2 separate regions of the Homo sapiens genome follow, and region 1 is linked to region 2. The links are chromatin loops, found by intact Hi-C in ENCODE. Cell type or tissue: HepG2. All regions are shown on one strand. Links, peaks and the distances in the headings refer to the core of each region. The heading gives the core; the rest is flanking DNA. Region 1 holds the start of HNF1B (HNF1 homeobox B). Region 2 overlaps LOC105371756 (a long non-coding RNA gene).

The links. Peaks named below come from ENCODE experiments on the same cell type or tissue, not always from the same donor. Only the 100,000 strongest peaks of a DNase experiment are listed, where the experiment ranks them.
Region 1: it touches region 2 in a loop (5-fold over the local background); 6 of 110 quality-filtered maps call a loop at or near these places.

What each region holds. Positions count from the first base shown.
Region 1 is chr17:37,739,785-37,749,140 of GRCh38, reverse strand. HNF1B (HNF1 homeobox B) reads left to right here and starts at 4,082. Exons shown (of 9, transcript NM_000458.4): 1 at 4,082-4,600. The coding sequence starts at 4,257. RefSeq lists enhancers at 6,491-6,995, 6,996-7,498. In HepG2, for the core only: CTCF peaks have their summits at 3,433 and 4,727 (motif pointing right); DNase peaks (open chromatin) are centred at 3,920, 5,130, 5,480, 6,140 and 2 weaker places; H3K4me3 peaks cover 5,605 bases.
Region 2 is chr17:37,645,544-37,656,342 of GRCh38, reverse strand. It overlaps LOC105371756 (a long non-coding RNA gene), which reads right to left. Exons shown (of 2, transcript NR_188617.1): 2 at 4,523-5,788. Among named protein-coding and RNA genes, the nearest start is that of DDX52, 7.5 kb to the right of the region's middle. In HepG2, for the core only: a CTCF peak has its summit at 5,733 (motif pointing left); a DNase peak (open chromatin) is centred at 5,722.

The sequences.
Region 1 (9,356 bases), core at 956-8,955, 93 kb before region 2:
CTAATAATTTAAGACCTTTTAGGAATTTCAAATTATAAAAAAAAGTTGGAGGACCTAAATGGTTATCCAGACCAATAGCCATTTTTCAAAGGTAGAATCAGAGACCCAGAGAAGGTGCTCACCAAAACTTTTGGGGAGATGAATCACCCAGAAAGAGGTTTTGTAGCCAGAAGAAGAACCTCAGGCTCTTTCCAGACCCTGATGTCTAGAATGTTCTCCAGGTTGCAACACTGCTCTCTAACAAGAAGGCCCCTGACCTCCTGCAGAACAGGTTAGGATGGTATTTATGTTTTACTCTAGAGATGATTTTATTTTGAGGCCTTCTAGATACTCTGTGAACCAATGAGAGAGGCTGGGAGAGTGGAGTGGCAGGGGTGGAAATGACCAGAATCTCTTCTGTAAACAAAGAAGTGCAACCGTGAAAAGTAGGGGAAAGATTGCATGCACAAATCAGAAAAGAAATATCGCTTGTGCTGCTAAGTTCCAGGGGAGATGAGTTCACAGAAGCCACATTTGCCAATCTGTGGAATGACCAGCATGGTGCTCAGAACACCTTCATAGAATGATGAGTCAACTGGATTTCAACTTATTTTATACCAGGGATTGCACGTCCTATAAAAAACAAGAACAACAAACCTTGGGATATGAACTGCAAATTCATCTAATTTGAGCAGATGAAACTGATATGGTCTCTTCAAATTCAGTAGCTCTTAAAAACATGCTGGGACTATAAGAGCCTAAAGACATCAGTTGCCTCAGTTCTCAGCATGTTATCAAGATGTGCCTCTTCTTTCTAAATACGTGAGAGCCCACCATATTCTAGGAACCTGTGGTTACTAACTCACCTAATCTTCACACCGGCACAGTAGAGTGTCATTATCATTTTGCACTGAGGAAACTGAGGATCAGAAAGATTATGTAACATGCCAAAAGTCACACAGCAGGTGAAGCAGATCTTGGGTTCAAGTTTAGTTCTGTTTGACTACTCCAAACCCTGCCCTCTATTCTCTGCTGGGTATCCTCCACCTCTCCCCCACAGAATCCCTCTTTCAACTTCTCATCCCTCAAAACAATGACAGCTAGAGACCCTCCTCTTTCATCCTAAAACCCTGCTCAAAAGTTCTGAGCCCCAACCTCAACCCTTCCATTAATTTGCTGAGGTGGCTACAAGCAACCTGAGACTCTCCCATATCTTATTTTTCCATCTTTAAAATGGAGTTATTATATCAGTCCATCACGACTTTATTCTGTGTGAAGCATAAACAGATGTTATTTCAATCCTACTCCGTCTTCCTCTATTTGGGGGAAGTTTAACTGAAGAGTTTTACAAGATAGCTCACTTAACATTATGAACTGCATTCTGAAAGACTATCTGCTGGTCTACTTTACACAGCTCTTTTTAAACTTCCATATGAAGGGACTGGTGAATCTGTTTGAAGATCTATAGTACAGAACAATTACTTGATAAGCGCTTATATTGCACAAAGTGGCATATTACAAGGTAGGACTAGGAAGGAGCATTACAGGAAGTTGCTAGATATGAATAGCCAGATTACCTGGAAAACATACCTGGACACTCATAGGAAGTTTGTCCTATCCTCTGTGTGAAATTGCCTGCACATTCACATAGTTAGCTGGGGTGTGGGGAAGAATGGGTTTGCTGACACCTGAATTTTGAGAGAGAATGAGGCTTGGGAATCAGATGGGGCACACAGCAGCTGCAACTGCCAATCAAAGTTTTGTTGTTACAACAGAAGTGATTGCTGTTTTTTAAATGGGTTTTCCCAGCTTAACACAGAAACTGATCTTCATTACACTTGATGCTTCTATCCTGATAGCGAGTGAGAGACAGACGAAGAGATTGTTCTTCAGGGACATTTACTCTGAACACTTCATTATCCTTCTTGAGGCAAGCTGGGTAGGCAGAGAATGTTCTTCCATTGGGCAGAATTATGAGAAGCAAAGATTTGCACCTATTACAACAAACTAGAGGGAAAGAAGGTGAAATGAAAAGCCAACATTTTCATGAAGTTATGACTCCCTGTGGCACCCTGAGGAGTAATGGGTGTCTGGAGGCTGAAGGATGGAGAGGTTCCTGAATTTGGGATTTGCTTGTCTCCGGGAAAGAGGGACTGAGATCAGTGTAAACTTTCCTCAGGCTACACGCACACAACCATCCCGCTTCCTTCTGGCTCTCAGCACAAGTGGCCCAGGCACCTGTAGCAGACCCTGTATTTAAGAGGCATCCTAGCTCCTTAACAGCCTGACTTGATAAATTACACCATCAGCCCTTGCACACCTAGGAGATTAGATCCTGCCCCTAGGCAGATGAGAGCTGCTAGACTCTTCCTCCTCCTGCTGAAATTCCTCTCTATCCCTAACCTAACCTTACTTCCTCCTAGATATCTTTCAAGGGTGGGAGAGGAAGGAAAATGTGCTTAGAAACTCCTTTGCAATTTTTCTGCTGATTCTGAAACCCTAGTCCCCCAATCCCTCCAACCCCAGCACTGTATCACCAATTCTGAATACCCTAAGTTTCCAGAGTAACTCAGTTTTACTACTGGGAACTGGCTTCCCGTCTTCTCAGACCAGAAAGTGTTGAACTTTATTATTAGACCAAGCGGTTGCACAAGTGGCCTCAGTCAATATACACAACCCCCAAAAAAAGGTTATCAGTGGTATCCTCTTTTTGCAGATGAGGAAACTGAGGCTCCCAGAAGGGAAGCGTTATGCTCCTCCCCAGAAGCTTTAGGTCTGTGTGTGGTGGAAGCAAAGAAGCCCCTTTCCCTGTTCTTCTACAGGTCAGGTCCTAGCTTGCCGGTTTGGGCGCGCTTCCGCCGCCCTCCCCTCCTGCCCGTCACCAGGGGGGAAGCAGGTGAAACTCCAATAGTGCTGCAAGGCCTATGGCTTCCTACCTGGCCCAGGCCAGAGTGGGAAAAAAAACATCTTTCCCTCAGTAGCTCTGTCGACACCTTCTGTACTAGGAGTGCAAGACTTCTGCCACTGCTGCAGTGACCTCGTCTACAGAGCTCGTCCCCGGCCCAGGGAACCACAGATGTTCTGGAACTACGAATAAACCAGAAATGAGTGGGCCGGGGGGACCCTCGGCTGCAAGTGTCCACCCAGCTGCAGGTCAAGCTTTGCTTTCACTGCCTCACCATCCTAGTGCCTCACCATCCTAGTGCCTCACCATCCTAGTGCCTCACCATTCTGCCTCACCATCCTCCCCCAAGGCGGAGGCGCCTTGACATCCGGGTTTAAACAGGAGAGTGAGGAGCCCCAGGGGTCCAGCTCCCCAGTGGCGTGGCCAGGCTGGGCGCCGGTGCAGCCCAGCTGCTGGGGGAGCTTCACTTTGGCTACTCCCTCTACCCATAAAGTAGTCTCTTTCCAAGAGTTCTCCCGGACTCCTTCACCCTCGCCTACGCTCTCTGGCGGGCAGTTCTGCAAACCCAAACCGCCAGACCAGGCCAGGGAGGTTCTGGGGCCTGGAGGTAGTAACCGAGGTAGAAATAAATGGAGTCCCTCCAGGGCATGCTCACCACACCTAACGCTGCCTCACCTCCCCCGTGGCCTCGGCGCCCCTTCCTAAGTGGTCAGTTTCTCTTCCGCCCTGCGGGCTCTCCTGGCCCACCACCTGCGTCGGCCGGGACGCATCCAGGGTCTCTACTCTTCGCTTCCTCCTGCGTCCCCTTCTTCCACGAGCACCCCAGCTTCCTCTGGCTCTCACCTGAACCCCGAAGCGTAGTGTCTTCTCTCTGGACTAAAGCGGAACTGAGAACCGGTGGAAAAGCCCCGCGCCTAGGCTGCAAGGCACTGGCTTAACAAGTCCAAAGGTTAGGTGAAGTTTGGCTGATAAGCAGAACCAGTAAAAGAAGGTCTCTAGCCCCCCAGCGTGAGTACAATGGACCCTGGCAAAGCCCCGCTCCCGGCCCAGGTCTTCTGCTCTCCAGGTCTGCCCCTCCGGCTCTCCCTCTCTCCGGGTTTCCCCCTCCCCACCATCATTTGCATCCAGCCGAAAGCTGGGCCCTTCCCACTAATTTGCATATCTTATATGGCCTAATGGTGGCGATCATGGCAAGTTAGAAGTTTTCTGACTCCTTTCGGAGGAGCCTCCGGGACCCCGGGGAGTAACAGGTGTCTGGAGGCTGAAGGGTGGAGGGGTTCCTGGATTTGGGGTTTGCTTGTGAAACTCCCCTCCACCCTCCTCTCTCGCACCCACCCACCCCCTCACCCCCTTCTTTTTCCGTCCTTGGAAAATGGTGTCCAAGCTCACGTCGCTCCAGCAAGAACTCCTGAGCGCCCTGCTGAGCTCCGGGGTCACCAAGGAGGTGCTGGTTCAGGCCTTGGAGGAGTTGCTGCCATCCCCGAACTTCGGGGTGAAGCTGGAGACGCTGCCCCTGTCCCCTGGCAGCGGGGCCGAGCCCGACACCAAGCCGGTCTTCCATACTCTCACCAACGGCCACGCCAAGGGCCGCTTGTCCGGCGACGAGGGCTCCGAGGACGGCGACGACTATGACACACCTCCCATCCTCAAGGAGCTGCAGGCGCTCAACACCGAGGAGGCGGCGGAGCAGCGGGCGGAGGTGGACCGGATGCTCAGGTAGGCGCAGAGCGAGGTGGAGGGGACCCACCCGAACCCCTGGAGCCCCGGCCCCGGGCCTGAGTGACACTGCGCCCGACCACACTCGCCAAGCCCGTTTCCCACCAGAGAAGTCCCCCGGGGGGCGCTCTGCTTCTCTCCCAACACCCGGACCCTTCCCAATCCCTTAGCGGGACGACCCTGCGGCCCACCGGGCTTCTTCTCCCCAGGCCCAGGCCAGCGTCCGAGACCCAAGGGCTTTTCCCCGCGGGGCTGGGGCTGGGCCGGGGAGAACTGGAGCTGTGGAGCCCTTTGCCGGGAGGTTTGCCCACGCGACTGAAGGTGCGAGTGGGTGCAGTGAAACCGCTGCGACTTCCCGGGAGCAGAGCCTCGCGCCGCTGCAAGCCCCAGGCCGCGCATTTTTCCTGCGCCCTGCCTCGGGTCTGGAAAGCCGCATGTCGGCCTCGGACACATTGACCTGCATGATGACCTGCAGTTCTTTGCCGAAGGACAGGCGGCATCCGGAGCCGGGATCTGGGAGGCGAGTTCCCTGGTGGGCACTCTTGTTAGCCGCGCCCATGCAAGGCCCGGAATTATCCGGGATCCCCAACGCGGGTTTAGATTTGCAAAGGGCATGTTCCATGCAGGGTCCGGGTGGACACGCGCGGGGCCAAAGAAACCAAGCGCGGTGGTGTGGGGGCGAACGCGTCTCAGACCTCAGTTCGCAGAGGATCTGGTCTCAGTCTGAGAAAGGAGGGCGTTTCCAGACCTCGCTGCCCACCCCCGGCCTCTCCCCGGGAGTTCAGGCCGGCTGGCAGTGTATCCCCAGGGCCGGGATCGTTTGTGGGTCCTCCCCGACCGCCCTAGACTTTGACAGCTGGTTACTAATTATCTAAGGAGCCGAGCGGTTCCCTGAGACAGCACGTCGCTCCCGGGCCACTCCGCTTTAGGACAGAGCCCATCGCGTGGCTTCGGACACTGAAGCGCTGCGATTTCGGGGCTGAGCCTTGGCCGCACGTCCGCAGCGGCGGTTTGGGGTGGGATATGACCTTGCATTTGAATTTGTGCTCCGAGGGCCTGGCGGTTTGCCCTCTAGCCAAAACAATCAGGGGAACTTGTAGATTTTTTTTCCCCAAACACACTTTGGTATAATTCATAGGTTTGAGGTTCTTCCCTCGTCGCTCTCCCGCCCGGAGGTGATTTCTCCCCTACCGGGAGAGAACTCCTGCAAGAGAGTTCCGCGAGGCGGAAGGTGTGAGTCGCGGAGGCTAAGAGGGGTCGAGAGAGTGGCCCCTAGGAGCGGCTGGGGCGCCAGGGCTGCCGGGGAGGTCGCTCAGGACCTGGCGGATGAACCAGGCTCCCACCGCCGGCCACCGGGGGCCACAGGGCCTAGGCCCTCCCACTCGGCCGCAGGCGCCCGCTTTCTAGCGCGGCGCTGGAAGGACCTGGGGCGCCCCTCCGCACCCAGCCCCGCGCCGGGCTGGCCGCAGCTGAGACGTAACATAAACTGCAGCACGTGGAGTTGGGGTGTTATTAATTTATTTCTATAAATCATCAACAGAAAGATACACAAAGAGCCGTGATTAGGTTGAAAAGAGAGGCGGGTTATTCATTGGTGAAGTTGTAAACGCGGCTTAGAGGGGGGAAGGAGATCAAAACGCGGGCGCGGGGCTGCTCGCCGCTCCCAGCGCGCACCCAGCCAGGCGCCCCGTGCGGCCCTGCGGCCTCACCGCTCTGGCGCGGGACGCGGGCTCTGTGAGCGCCCGAGCCGCCCGCGGAGCCCCCGGGTCGCCGACACCCGCAGGCCCGGCCGGCGGAGAGCCAGGCCCGGCCCAGGGTCCTTAGACCCCAGCCCCGCTCTTCCCTCCCCAAAGCCCCAGGCCCCAGCAGGGCAGGGAGAGGGACTGGGGAGCCGGAGACCCTCGCCGAGTTGGAGACGCGGGACAGACCTGGAGGCTTTTTTCTCCCGTCCCGAGCGGGTGCTGCCTTTCCTCCCCCGCTCCCGGGAGCGCCGGACTTGATTAAAGTAATTTTTCAAGAAATCGCTAGCGGTTCCTAGGTCACTGCACAGGGGGCTCCCAAGCCTCGGGCACACGCACTCCCTTCTTTTGCCCACCGTGTTCCCTTAAGACGAAAAGCAAAGAGAAAGAAAAGTCGCGTTTTGGAGTTCCCGGAGTTCTAGTAAACCTCCTGGAAGAGAAAGGCAGGGGAGGAAGGTCGGGACTGCGCGCTTCCCGGTCCCCGGCTCCCGGCCGGAGCTGGCCTTTCTCGCGGCCTCGAGGCAGGTGCGCCGGGGGCGTCTAGAAAGTGGGCTGCATTCTAAGAAGCCGAAGTTGGGCTCCTTAACGAACGCGCTGCGGACTGCGCTGGAGTCCAGGCTTCTCTGCTCGTGGGCAGCAAAGTCATTGTTTGAGAAGGAGCGTGCGGGACGGACCCTGCGGGCGCCGCGGCCGGCGTTTGACACCTGCGCTTGGGACACAATGGCCGCAGGCCCTCTTCGGGACCGGTGCCTTTCTCGGTGTTAGGGAACCTCTGAACCTGAGCTGTGTTTTCAAACAAACAAACAAAAATAACCAGCTCTCCCGGCTCTTCCCGGTGAACACACGTGAATTTTGGGGTCAGAGGGTTGTGAAGGTATAACTGCGCCATCTTACTCCTCACTCTTTTAAGTCGGACTTAAAAGGTTTTGCCATTATTTATAAGGTTCTTGGGGGCTTTTTTTAAACCCTCCCCAATTGTTGGGCTAATTCACTGTTTCCACAGAATCATTCCCACTTAGAACAGTACCCTATTTTTCTAGGTTTCTTAGGCATACAAAATGAACACAGGTAAAGGCATTTAAACAAAAGAAAAATAGCCGAAGAATTTGCTAAAGCAATATTCACTTTTAAAATGCAATTTTTCCCCTAAGGTTCGAGGAGTCTTGTTCGTAGCCGTTGAAAGTATTTTTCCATCCTAAAAATATCGGTGGAAATATTGACCAGAAATAAACTTTTAAATGATCTGTGATGTTTACAAGGATATGTCTAAAACGTTTATTACATTATTTTCCTCTTAATGTGAATTCTCCACGTTTGAAACTGTAACTCGTTTTCTCATTTTTTGTTCTTCTTGTTACTTCCTCATATTGTGTACTTGGAAATTACCTTTGTAAATACTTGAGAAATTCGTTCTTATATATAATTAATATAAAAAGTTTGCATTTCTCAAAAACATCTCTATCAAAGCCTGTGTTCTCACGAGTTTAATATCAAAGTCTTAATAAAATAATCACAACTACCCAAATGCTTATAAAATATGTTCGATTACTGGATTTTTATTCATTAAACAGAATTAATTTTATTTGACATATTTAAAGGCGCCATTTAGAAATAAAATTGCTTATTATGTTGCAATGCTGTATCTATTTCAGCCTCTACACCGTTTTCTTTTTTGTTTCACCTGAAACTAGTTTTCCCTTCCGTTTTTTTTCTTGTTCTATCAAGCTAATATATATATCAACATACAGTAATGGGGTGCTGGTTTTTGTAAGTTAAATATGTACCTGCATTAAATAAATAGTAAACATGTATATATTGCTTCTTTAGTACTTTTGTTCTGTGCTGCACACTATTTTAATTTCTAGTTTTAAATTATATCTCTCTTTTCAAAGCATCTGTTCAATAAGCAAGAAAAGATATTGGCAAAGTTGAAACCATTCTAGACAAATAAAATTCAAAGGTGCTAAAACTAGCAGTTTACACACCTGTGTTTATGAGAAATGAAAAGTATAACCATGTTCTTATCCAGTATTTAAAATTTATGAGAAACATAATACAGGAAAACAAGCATCTAAAATTGTTAATGTCCGAAATTGAAGTTATTTGTCCCCATTAGCCCAGTAGATTTTGTCTGGAAGGTGGAGCTGTGGATTTTTTTTTTTTTTAACTACTTGCCTCACCTCAGTGGTGTGATCCTCCCGTCCCAAGGAGATACAACATTGTATTTTGGAAAACTTTTCTAAAACTCTGAAAATTATTTACTATTTGGCTAAGACATCCTCCTTGCTTCTTAGAAGGTGAACACATACATTTCACCCCTGTTTTATAAGAAATGGAGATACCCATTCAAAAGGAAAATAATGTAGGAGAGGTTGAAGCTAAAATTGGGCAAATTCAGAAACTGATGCTATCCCTACTTCATTGTAGGATCAGGGAGTCCAGCCCCAAGCTAAAGGCATCCCCACTTTCCAGTGGGCCTCCTGCCTTTTAAATCTCCCACATTGCAGGAAAATGGAGGAAAGCAAAATAAAATGGCCAGGCGCGGTGGCTCACGTCTGTAATCCCAGCACTTTGGGAGGCCGAGGCAGATGGATCACCTAAGGTCAGGAGTGTGAGCCCAGCCTGGCCAACATGGTGAAACCCCATCTCTACTAAAAATAAAAAATTTAGCTGGGTGTGGTGCTGGGCATCTATAATCCCAGTTACTCTGGAGGCTGAGGCAGGAGAATCGCTTGAACCCAGGATCCTGGTGGAGGTTGCAGTGAGCCAAGATGCCGTTGCACTCCAGCCTGGGTGACAAGAGCAAAACTCCACATCAAAAAAAATAATAATAAATAAATTAATTAATTAATTAAATAAAACAAGAGCTTTTCTTTTTGCTTAATAAGAGAGAGTGGTGGTGGTGCTTTTTTATTCCTGAAGATGGGAAGTCCTCTTTTGCCCACTAACCTCAGAAGAAAGGGATGAGGTGTACCGTACAGGGGCAGTCACCTTCTCCTCTGTTTAGCTTCCATTTT
Region 2 (10,799 bases), core at 1,388-9,387:
AATGGAATTATTAAGTATTTCTTTGAGCCTGAGTTGTGAAAAAATTACTGAGACTCTAGGAGCACAGTTACCAAGAAAGTTTGGGAACCTTGGTTTTTTCAAGTATAAAATGAGTCTAATAATAGTATTTACAACATAGGGTTGCAGTGAGATTGAATGAGTTAATTTACAAAAAGTATTCGGAATAGTATAGGCACCTTGTATTAGTAGTAATATTACCACCTCATTACCTAGGACAGTTCTCGTCAATGATCTTAACACTCACTTCTATGTGATCGATAAAAGAGTTTTGAAGTACATCTGTATCAGTAACATTAAAACTTTATAACTGCCAACATAATCAGAAGTTGTTTTTGTTTTGTTTTGTTTTTTTGAGACAGAATCTCCCTCTGTCGCCCAGGCTGGAGTGCAGCGGTGCTATCTCGGCTCACTGCAAGCTCCGCCTCCTTGGGTTCACGCCATTCTCCTGCCTCAGCCTCCAGAGTAGCTGGGACTACAGGCGCCCACCACCATGCCTGGCTAATTTTTTGTATTTTTAGTAGAGATGGGGTTTCACCGTGTTAGCCAGGATGGTCTCGATCTCCTGACCTCGTGATCCAACCACCTCGGCCTCCCGAAATGCTGGGATTACAGGCGTGAGCCACGGTGCCCAGCCATAATCAGAAGTTTTTATTTAAATTTACTATCTGGGAAGAGAACAGAAATTACTCTATTTCTTTATTTTTTGCTCTCTTAAATTTTTAGGTCTTCTGGGATTAAAATTTTCATTCTATTTTTTTTAAAAACTAGAAACCCAGAATTTCTATTACAGAGTTTAAAAAAAAAAAACTTCAAAAGTCTTTCATTTGAAAAAACAATTTTAAAAAATTGTGTTCATGCCAAGGGTGGTGGCTCACACTTGTAATCCCAGCATTTTGGGAGGTCGAGGTGGGAAGACTGCTTGAGGCCAGGAGTTCAAGACCAGCCTGGGCAACATAAAGAGACACCATCTCTACAAAATAAAAATAAAAGTAATTAGCCAGGTGTAGTGGTGGGTGATGACAGTCCAAGCTACTTGGTAGGCTGAGGTAGCAGGATTGCCTGCACCGAAGAGGTCGAGGCTGCAGTGAGCTATGATTGTAACATTGTACTCCAGCCTGGCAACAGAGCAAGACCCTAGCTCAAAAAATAAAATAAAAATTGCGTTTAAAGAAGCATCTAATAAGGTATTTGCCCTCTTCTCACTCCCCACACCCCAACTAAGACCTTCTATAAGCTGTTCTGCTAGGAAGGTGAGCAGAATTTACTTGCTACACATTGATTACAGCCTTTATCTTCCTATAGCTTAGTAATCCTTAAAAGTGTTTTACTTATCTCTTTCTTTTTATTTCTTAATTTCAGACTTACAGAAAAGGTATAGAAATTGTACAAAAAAATTCCTGTATATTCTTCACCCAATTTCCTAAATATTGCTATTTTACCACGTTTGCTTTATCATTTTGGTCATTTCGCTAACATAGTATCTGACATATTTCTCCACTCTAAATTTATAATTTTTCTCCTTATAATTAATACATATCTTGTGGGGGGGACATACTTTGTGACTATGTAAATATCCCATTTCTCAACCAAACTTGACCTGCTAGTTTTCCTATCCATCGATGATTCAATTATTACCACGATGGTTGCTAGATAGTGATTTCCTAATTCCATTATTCCTTCTACATTTATTAGTTGATATTGTACAATAAGGACTCACTTTTCCTTCTCCCACATTTATTTACTCTTATTTATATGCCCACATGTTATTCAATGAGTTATAATACATTACTATCATTATTTATTTTTATGCTTAATTCTTCCAGATTTGGCCAGCAGCAATCCCTTCAGGATAACTCTTGGACATTTTGAGATGCCTGATCCTATATTTTTAAAGTACTTTCTAACTTACTAGCTTAATAAAATGTGCAAGGCTCATCCTGTACGTCCCCAGCCCTAGCCTCCCTGGAATTGGCCAAATCCTCAAGGAGCTCTGGTTCCTTTAAATAGTGAACAAAATTAGAAATCATGATTTAAGTGACAGGTGTGCTCATTGCTCTTGGGGTGTCATTGTGTCTGGGATTTCTCAGTGAATAGAGCCAGGGAATATATACATGCATATATATATGATTATATGTACACAATAAAAACATTCTCATACCTTTCTTAAAAAACATGAGTTTTATACTGTCATTCCAAGTCTAATCCAACACTATACGATTCATTCTACTTTTGTCCTGTTCTAATTTGTAACTCTCTTCTCTCTGTGAGGAAAATGAATTCCATTATCTATAATAAATGTACTTATTTGCCCAATTCCAGAATACACAGAAGTAGTTTTAGAACTGCTACCAAAAGACACCCTCTAGTGCAAAAAAAAAAGTAACTAAAATTTAATATTCATTTGCAGTTCATTTAGTCTTTAGTCTGAGAGTACACAGTTAAAAAAAAAAAATTATATTCTGCAGTTGCTTGGATTGGGTTAGTCCCCCCACCAACATACCCGCTCTTCAGGGTGATTATATTATTCACTTGAAACTGTTAGGTTGATTTGTTTGTATTCCATTTTAGGATTTCCCTCCCCATTTGTGTGTGTGTGTGTATGTGTGTTTTAGTATATGAACATTAACATGGTTCCAAAAGTAGACCCATACAAAAAGAAATATTCAAGAAAACTGTCAGTCCCCATCCCCTCCACTCAGTCCCCAGCCTCCTCACCCTTTCCTCCTCATTTCCACCCACTTCCTGTAGGTAACCAATCTCATTACTTTCTAATTTATCCTTCCCGGTTTTCTTTTTTGGTCAAAAAAGCAGACACATGTATGTTTTCTCACTCCTTTTTTTTTTTTTTTACACAAAAAGTAGCATACTATAGATACTGTTTTGTACTCTACCTTTTTCACTAAATAATATATCCTAGAAATCATTCTATATTGGTTCACAGACATCTTCATTTTTTTTTTTTTTTGAGACAGAGTCTTGCTCTGTCGCCCAGGTTGGAGTGCAGTGGTGCAATCTCAGCTATGCAACCTCTGCCTCCTGGGTTCAAGCAATTCTCCTGCCTCAGCCTCCCAAGTAGCTGGGATTACAGGCATGCACCACCATGCCCAGCTAATTTTTGTATTTTTAGTAGAGATGAGGTTTCACCATGTTAACCAGGCTGGTCTCGAACTCCTGACCTCAGGTGATCCACCTGCCTCAGCCTTCCACAGTGCTGGGATTACAGGCGTGAGCCACTGCACCTGGCCCCTCATTCTTTTTTATAGATTTATAGTACTCTATTATGTACTTGTACTGTAGTTTATTCAACCACTCTCCTCCACAGGAGACTATTTTTTTCTGAGTCTGCTTGCTAGAGAACCATATGGGAATTTAGATTTTCTCAATTATTTCCCAAATACAAACAATGCTGCAATACATAAACTTGTGCGTATGTATTTTCATATTGCCGTAGGTGTATATTCAGGATAAATTCTTAAAATGATTACTGGGCCAAAAGTAAACACATTTGAAGTTTTTTTGAAACCTATAATGTTTTAATATAGAGATTTAAAGTAGTTTTGTAATAATATTATTTGTCTATATAGGTGTTTTGTTTTAGATTTTGAGTCACCAGACTTTGTCTTTTACACAGCACAATTATACCTTAACGAATATGTGCTGGTGACTATAAGCAATTGAATAACAAAATTATTCCTAAGTAGTATTAGATTTTGTATTTATTTATTTATTATTTTTTATTTTTGAGATGGAGTGTTGCTGTGTCACCCAGGCTGGAGTGCAGTGGCACAATCTCAGCTCACTGCAATCCCCACCTCCCGGGGTCAAGCGATTCTCCTGCCTCAGCCTCCCGAGTAGCTGGGATTACAGGCACGCGTCAAAACACCTGGCTAATTTTTGGATTTTTAGTAGAGACAGGGTTTTGTCATCTTGCCCAGGCTGGTCTCAAACTCCTGAGCTCAAAGTGATCCACCCGCCTCAGACTCTCGTCAAGTGCTGGGATAACAGGTGTGAGGTACCATGCCTGGCCTTATATTTATTTAACTAGTTTAGTTCTGAGAGTAATGCTGTATAAAAATAATGGGGTAGGGGGAAGAGCCCTTAGATATGAGAAATAATAGATACATAAGGATAGATCACATTCTGCCTGTGGGAATGGTTGGGGATATATTTTCACATCTCTAAGAAGGACGTATTTCCTCCCAGCAGAGGTGATGATCTGAAGTTGCTGGAAACATGATAAATAGTGAAGGGAGCCGGTCTGCCTGTGCTACAGGGCCTGGTTAATTACACTGTAAATCATGCAAATACTGACATGTTGAACAAAAAGCTTCTCCAGACATCTTATCCTTCTCACTAAAAGACAGTTCTTTTAAAAAATAGGCAGATTGGTAATTATCTCAAGCTGAGAATATACAAAATGCTGATATTAACCCCTAGAGATGCAGAAAAGTTTTAGGGCTTTGAAGTCTGTAAGGCATTAAAAAATGCTTAACAAATATGATTTACAAATCATACACTCTTGATTAAGCATTTTATTAGTAGGACAACCAACTCCCACTCCCCATAGCCTACAATCAGTACTATAACATTATTCTAGAATTTTATTATTTGTATCTTTCTTTTGGGAGCCTTCCCTTGTATATTGTCTAGGATTCACGAATAATTCTCTACCCCTTAGAAATGTAAATATTTCATTTGGAAATCTTTGTGCGATCTGGGCTTTCACAGATGGAGATCAAAGATAGGAATTAGTCCTCTACTCCACTCCTGACCAGTGTCAGCAAATCCTCCCTTGTCCCTTTGTCTCTTCCACAATAAAAGCAAAAGAATATGACCATGGTGTACATATTGATATTTTACCACTTTTATGTTACCATTTATACTGTGACCATTTCATTCACATGGTATCTTCCAGGTTGCTCCACTGTAAATTTTCAATTTTTCTCTTCGTAACTAATCAATACCTTGTGGGACACACTTTGTGACTATGTAAATATCCTGTTTCTCATATGTGGCAAAGAGTTTCATGAAGAGGACACAAATTCACAATAGGGGCCCGCAATAGATCTCCTTAAATATGATATTATTTAAACCACCTCATGCCAAACAGTCTATACCTGAAGAAAACCAAGTTTCATTAATTGCTGCTTTTATCTTGGCATCAATAATAAGAGGCAATGCAGCCTTGTTTAAAGAGCGCAAGTTTGGGGATCACACAGATTGGGTTCAAAACCAAGTATGGCCACTTACTACCTATATGATGTGAGAGGCAAGCTACTTAATGTCTCTGAGCCCTAGTTTCTTCTCAGAAAAATGAGAACACTGTAGTATCAACCTCATAGAGCTATTGTGAGTTCAATGAGCTCATATAATATGAAAAGTACCCTGAACCCAATGTGGCACATAGCAGGCATTCAATAAATGGTATCCATTAATAAATAATAATGGTGAAATTATTTTGGTTACTTTTGAACCCTGATGAAATTTTTTACGGATGGAGACATTCGGGCATACTTGACACCTATTCTATTGATCCAGCCTTACGTCAGAGCTGATTTAAAAACAGAAAAGCAAAGTCCTTGGTAGATTCTCTTCAGGAAATTAAACTGTGGGGTCTATGGGCCCAGAGTTCATGTCAACTCTTCACTTCAATGTGGACTGTCCATTTGGAGGTCAATAAGATGAGTCCAGAGAGCCCTTTATTCGAAGACTGGAGTGCCACCGTGAGGTCAGCATTGGTCCTTGCGCTATTTACTTCAATTCTGTCCTAATTAAAAGAATATTTGAGTAGTTACACTTACATTGCATTGTAGCCTAAAAGTACACTCTGTTGACTATTGGTGGCAAAAAAAAAAAAAAAAAAAAAAAAAACTGTAAGAATTTGGATTTCTTGAGTACTTGATTTGGATTTCTAAAGTACTAGACTATTGGTAAATCTTGAGAATTTGAAGCTGGAAACTCAGCCTCGGGGAAAGCAAGGTTTTTGTCTCACTGTGGGAATGGCTTCCGGATGTTATCCATAGCCAATCACCCTCTCCTCAACTCACTTTTAAATTAAGATCCTGAAGTTACAGTTCAAAAGTTCCTAGCTCCCGTTGCAAAGAAATAATAATTCCTACTTTCAAATAACCATTAGAAACTTCATTCAAATGTCCCACAAAAATCTCAAACTCAACGTATTCAGAATTAAACTTACTATGAATATATAGTCCTCACACAAACCTAGCCCTTCAGTATTCTCCCTTTCCGTGAAAAGGCTCACCCCTACTCAGTCACCTAAGTTTGAGACCCGGGAGTTATTTTAAGTTTCTCCCTCTCCTGCTATCCTCCCACATCCAGTCACTTTACCTCCTTAATGTCCTTTAGATCCGCTCCTTTCTCCTCTTCCTTCCTACAGCCACTGCCTTCTTTCCTCACTAGACTGCTATTTCAATATTGTCCTGGTCTCCCTGACTCCAACTTGCCTCTCTTCTGTGTTGCTGCTAAAGTGATGTTTTAAAATTAAAAACTGCCAGGCACAGTGGCTCATGCCTGTCATCCCAGCACGTTGGGAGGCCGAGGCAGGTGGATTGCTTGAGCCCAGGAGTTCAAGACCAGCCTAGGCAACATGGCGAAACCCCATCCCTACAAAAAATGTAAAAATTAGCTGGGCATGGTGGTGCATGCCTGTAGTCCCAGCTACTAGGGAGGCTGAGGTGGGAGGATCACCTGAGCCTGGGGAGGGCAAGGCTGCAGTGAGCTACGATTGCACCACTGCACTGCAGCCTGGATGACAGGGTGAGACCCTGTCTCTAAATAAATAAATATTAAATTAAAAACTTTATATCAGTGGCTTAACATCCTCTAATGGCTCTCAGTGCCTACAATATCAGGTTCAAAGTCCTCAGTATATACAAAAGGCCCGTCACAAGCTGGTCCCTACCTACCTGTCCAGCTCCAATTCTTGCTGCAGCATCCACTTCCAGCTTTGTTGAGCCACTAGTAGTTCCCCAAACACAACAGCGTGTTTCATCCCTCTTTACATTTGTTGCGCTGCTCTCCTCTCTACTTAAATACTTTTACCTGTGTTTTCTAATTGGTCAACACTTTATTTGTTAAGGCTATGCCAGCTTTGTCTTCTCTATAAAGTCTTTTCTAACTTTCCACAAAGCCCACTCCATCCTGCCACCCTTACTCCCTCACTTCCTACACTTATACTGCAGTGCCTAGAGAATTTCCTTGCTCTGTTTGCAAACAGTTCTCTGTCCCTTGCAAACTCAAAGCTACTTGAGACCAAGGACTGTGTCTAGTTCATTTTTGGATCCCTAAGCCCTAGTCCATGCCAGAAACACTGTAAAAACAACCACCACCAAGTTTGTTGAATGATAAACAAGGAGTGGAGAAAAAGTTTTCAAAAACATACTCTTAGGACATAGAGTGATCACTCTATTCACAACAAGTTATCCCAAATAGCTTTTCCACTGCAGTGTTATACAGACTTTGTGTTCTCACTTGCTACAGCTGAGAAACCATGTGTGTCTACCAGTCAGACCGTACTGGTTTTTAGAGAAATTCCAGTTATACAAAACCATGATTCAGTTTCCTCACCACTTTTGTTGACAATGCTTTTAAGTTGTTTTGTTTCGTTTTTTCCCCAGGAGGAAATGGTCCTTTAATGAGTCAGCTGGACATTGTGAGGGTATGAAATGGTCTAAGTCTAACAGTTTCTATTTGTCTTCTTTCATTCATTCATCTAAAATTTATCACAAAGCACCAAGCAAAAAACATAAGGTCCATTCCAAAATTCATTGAGGTTGGCAGTTTCAGGGATCTTTGTCTATTTCATTTCACTTCATTAATTGGACAAGATTACTGACCACTTACTGTGAAACAGACTCCATGAGAAGCAAACAATATGAAGATAAATGAGATGTAGGAACAGCCCTCAAAAAGCTCAAAGTCTGTGGACATACATGGAAATATCATTTCAATGCTATAGGAAAAGAGCTAAAATAGAGGTACTTATGAAGTGGCATGAGAACTCGAAGAAAGATGGACTATGTCAAGGAGGGGACATTCAGGGTAAGTTTCACTCAGGAGAGGACATGTAAACTGAGTATTGAAGAATATAAGGAGTTATCCATGGAGGAAAGGAACAGAGGACATTCCAAGAAGAAAAAAAAAATAAGTACAAAGTTTCTGAGTTGGAAGCAAAGCTGAAATGAGGTGAGAAAACTAAAGCTTAGAGAGGATACGTAACCACACAGCTGGTTAAGTGATAGGACTGAGAGTTGAACCCAAGCTGAAGCTGTTTATGGCAGGGAGTCATATTTCTTGAGAATGCTGAAGCAGATAAAATGTTGAGACCCACTGCTTAGGGACTGACATACAAGTTATAGTTCAGACTACATTCAGCAGACAATGGGGAATCAAGAGAGGTTTTTAAGCAGAGAAGCAACATGGTCCACATTTGGGCTTCAGAAATATAATTCCAGCAGGTGGATTCTTAATGTTGACTACAATTAGAATCACTTGAGAAGCTTTCAAAAATTACAGGCTAGGGAACCAGTATAGAACAATTAAACCAGAATTTCTGGGGGTGGGAATCAGTTTTCTTTTGTTTGTTTGTTTTGAGGCAGGGTCTTGCTCTGTTGCCCAGGCTGGAGTCTAGTGGTGTGACCATGGCTCATTGCAACCTCGACCTCCCAGGCTCAATTGATCTTCCCAGCTCAGCCTCCCTAGTAGCTGGGACTACGGGTACACCACCACACTTGGCTAATTTTTTAAAAATTGTTTGGTAGAAATGGGGTCTCCCTATGTTGCCCAGGCTGGTCTTGAATTCCTGGCCTGAAGCAATCCTCCTGCCTTGGCCTCCCAAAGTGCTGGGATTATAGGTGTGAGCCACTGCACTTGGTCACTTGTTTCATAAGTTCTTCAGAAGATTCTATTGTGTGGTTAGGGTCAAGAACTATTGCTCTAGAAGGAAGAACTGAAAGATGGGAAAGAACTACTATTGCTTAAGAACCTACTATGTGTGAGATTTTGTTCCAAATGCTTTATACAATAACTACAGAATATATATATCTATATATCTATATATCTATCTATCTATATATATATATATAAGGATTTTATACATATCTAGTATTCTGACCCATCTCAACCATTTTGAGCCCTGTGTGGTGAAAAGTTATGCTACTCCTAACCTCAAGGTAGATATTATAATCCTATAATCACTATTTTACCAACAAGGAAACTGAGGCACAGACCAGTGAAATAACTCATTTAAGATTATCAAATTACTAAATGACACAATTGGACTCAAACATTAAGTATTTCTGATGCCCCAAACCTACACTCCTTCCACTACACACCACTGCCTATGAGCCTAGCTTAATCTTCAGAACGATTCCAAAGTAGCTATCATGATCCTCATTTTACAAACAAAGAAATTAGTCCCAGAAAGATTAATGTGACCAAATCACAAATCACAGCTAATAGGTGAAGAGGCTGGGAGAATTTAAACTCAGCCCTATTTAACTCCAAGTCCATGCTTATGAAGGTAAATAATATAGTACATATTCAACACTCAATATAATTCTTCTTTCCTCTGATCGGAAAGCAGCAAGTTGAGTTATTACTATAACACAGAGTATTATTCCTAGTGGCTTCCTCTTCCTTCTTCGGTCCTAGGTGGCTAAACTTCTATTGAACTATCAATCTCAGGTGCTTTTCTTGTTGGAGTGGGGAGGACAGAACTCTGCCATAACCTTCCATGATATTAACCTGGAAAAAGTTTAACCCTGGCCAAATCTAACACTATACACTTCACACCCTTATTTAAGTGGCTGAATCATGCTAATTTGTCTCCTTTTACATTAATTGCCCTGAACCTCAAATGGGCATTTATTGCCCAGAATTATTACCGCCTTTCTTCAGTAAGTTCATTTTCCCACTGTTAGAGAATATTATTTCACACCACTTCTCTTCTCAGCCCTCCAACACACCCTGACAAAATTTCATCCCACCCCCATCTCATAATTCTCCCTTCTCTGTTGCAGCAACAATTTATACCTTTCCACTGGGTCATCCCATATAATTTACAAACATCTCCTAGCACTCATATTTAAAAACATCAAAAACCAAAAGCAAAACCCTCCTTTGAATCCACATCTGGCTATAGCTACCACCCCACTTCTCTGCTATCCTGCTCAGCTAAATCTTTGGAAGAGTGGTTTCATCCATCTCCATTTCACCACCTTCACCAATCATCTCTATTCACCAATGTCCCTGAAACTGACATTATCAGGGGCTCTAGTGACCTCCACGTTGCCAAATGCAGTGATCTTTTCTGTCTTCAGCCTCTCAACAGCCTTTGAAATAGCTGATCACTACCTTCTTAAAACTTCTGTCTGGCTTTGGTGACACCAAATTCCTGGTCTTCCTACCTCACTGCTTGCTTTCTACTTCACTTGCTTCTTCTCAGACTCTTGTTTTACAGGTGTCTCCTCCTCCACCTCATCTCCAAGCATTAGAGTACCATAGGGTCAGTCCTGGGTCCCCTTCTCTTCTCCATTCACACATTTTCTCTAAGTGATCACATTCATGCTCATGCTTTTGGAGATGGGTTTGTTACCACTTACATAGGGATTAGGTTCTAAATCAGCTCATAAAGAAAAAAAAAATCTCATAAAGTTGAATTTTTTTTTAAATTCCCTAAGTCATCCACAAAGTATGGTAGTTGCCATTTCATACATATTAATTTTATATATGGCTATGGCCATATTTATGTGCCAAAC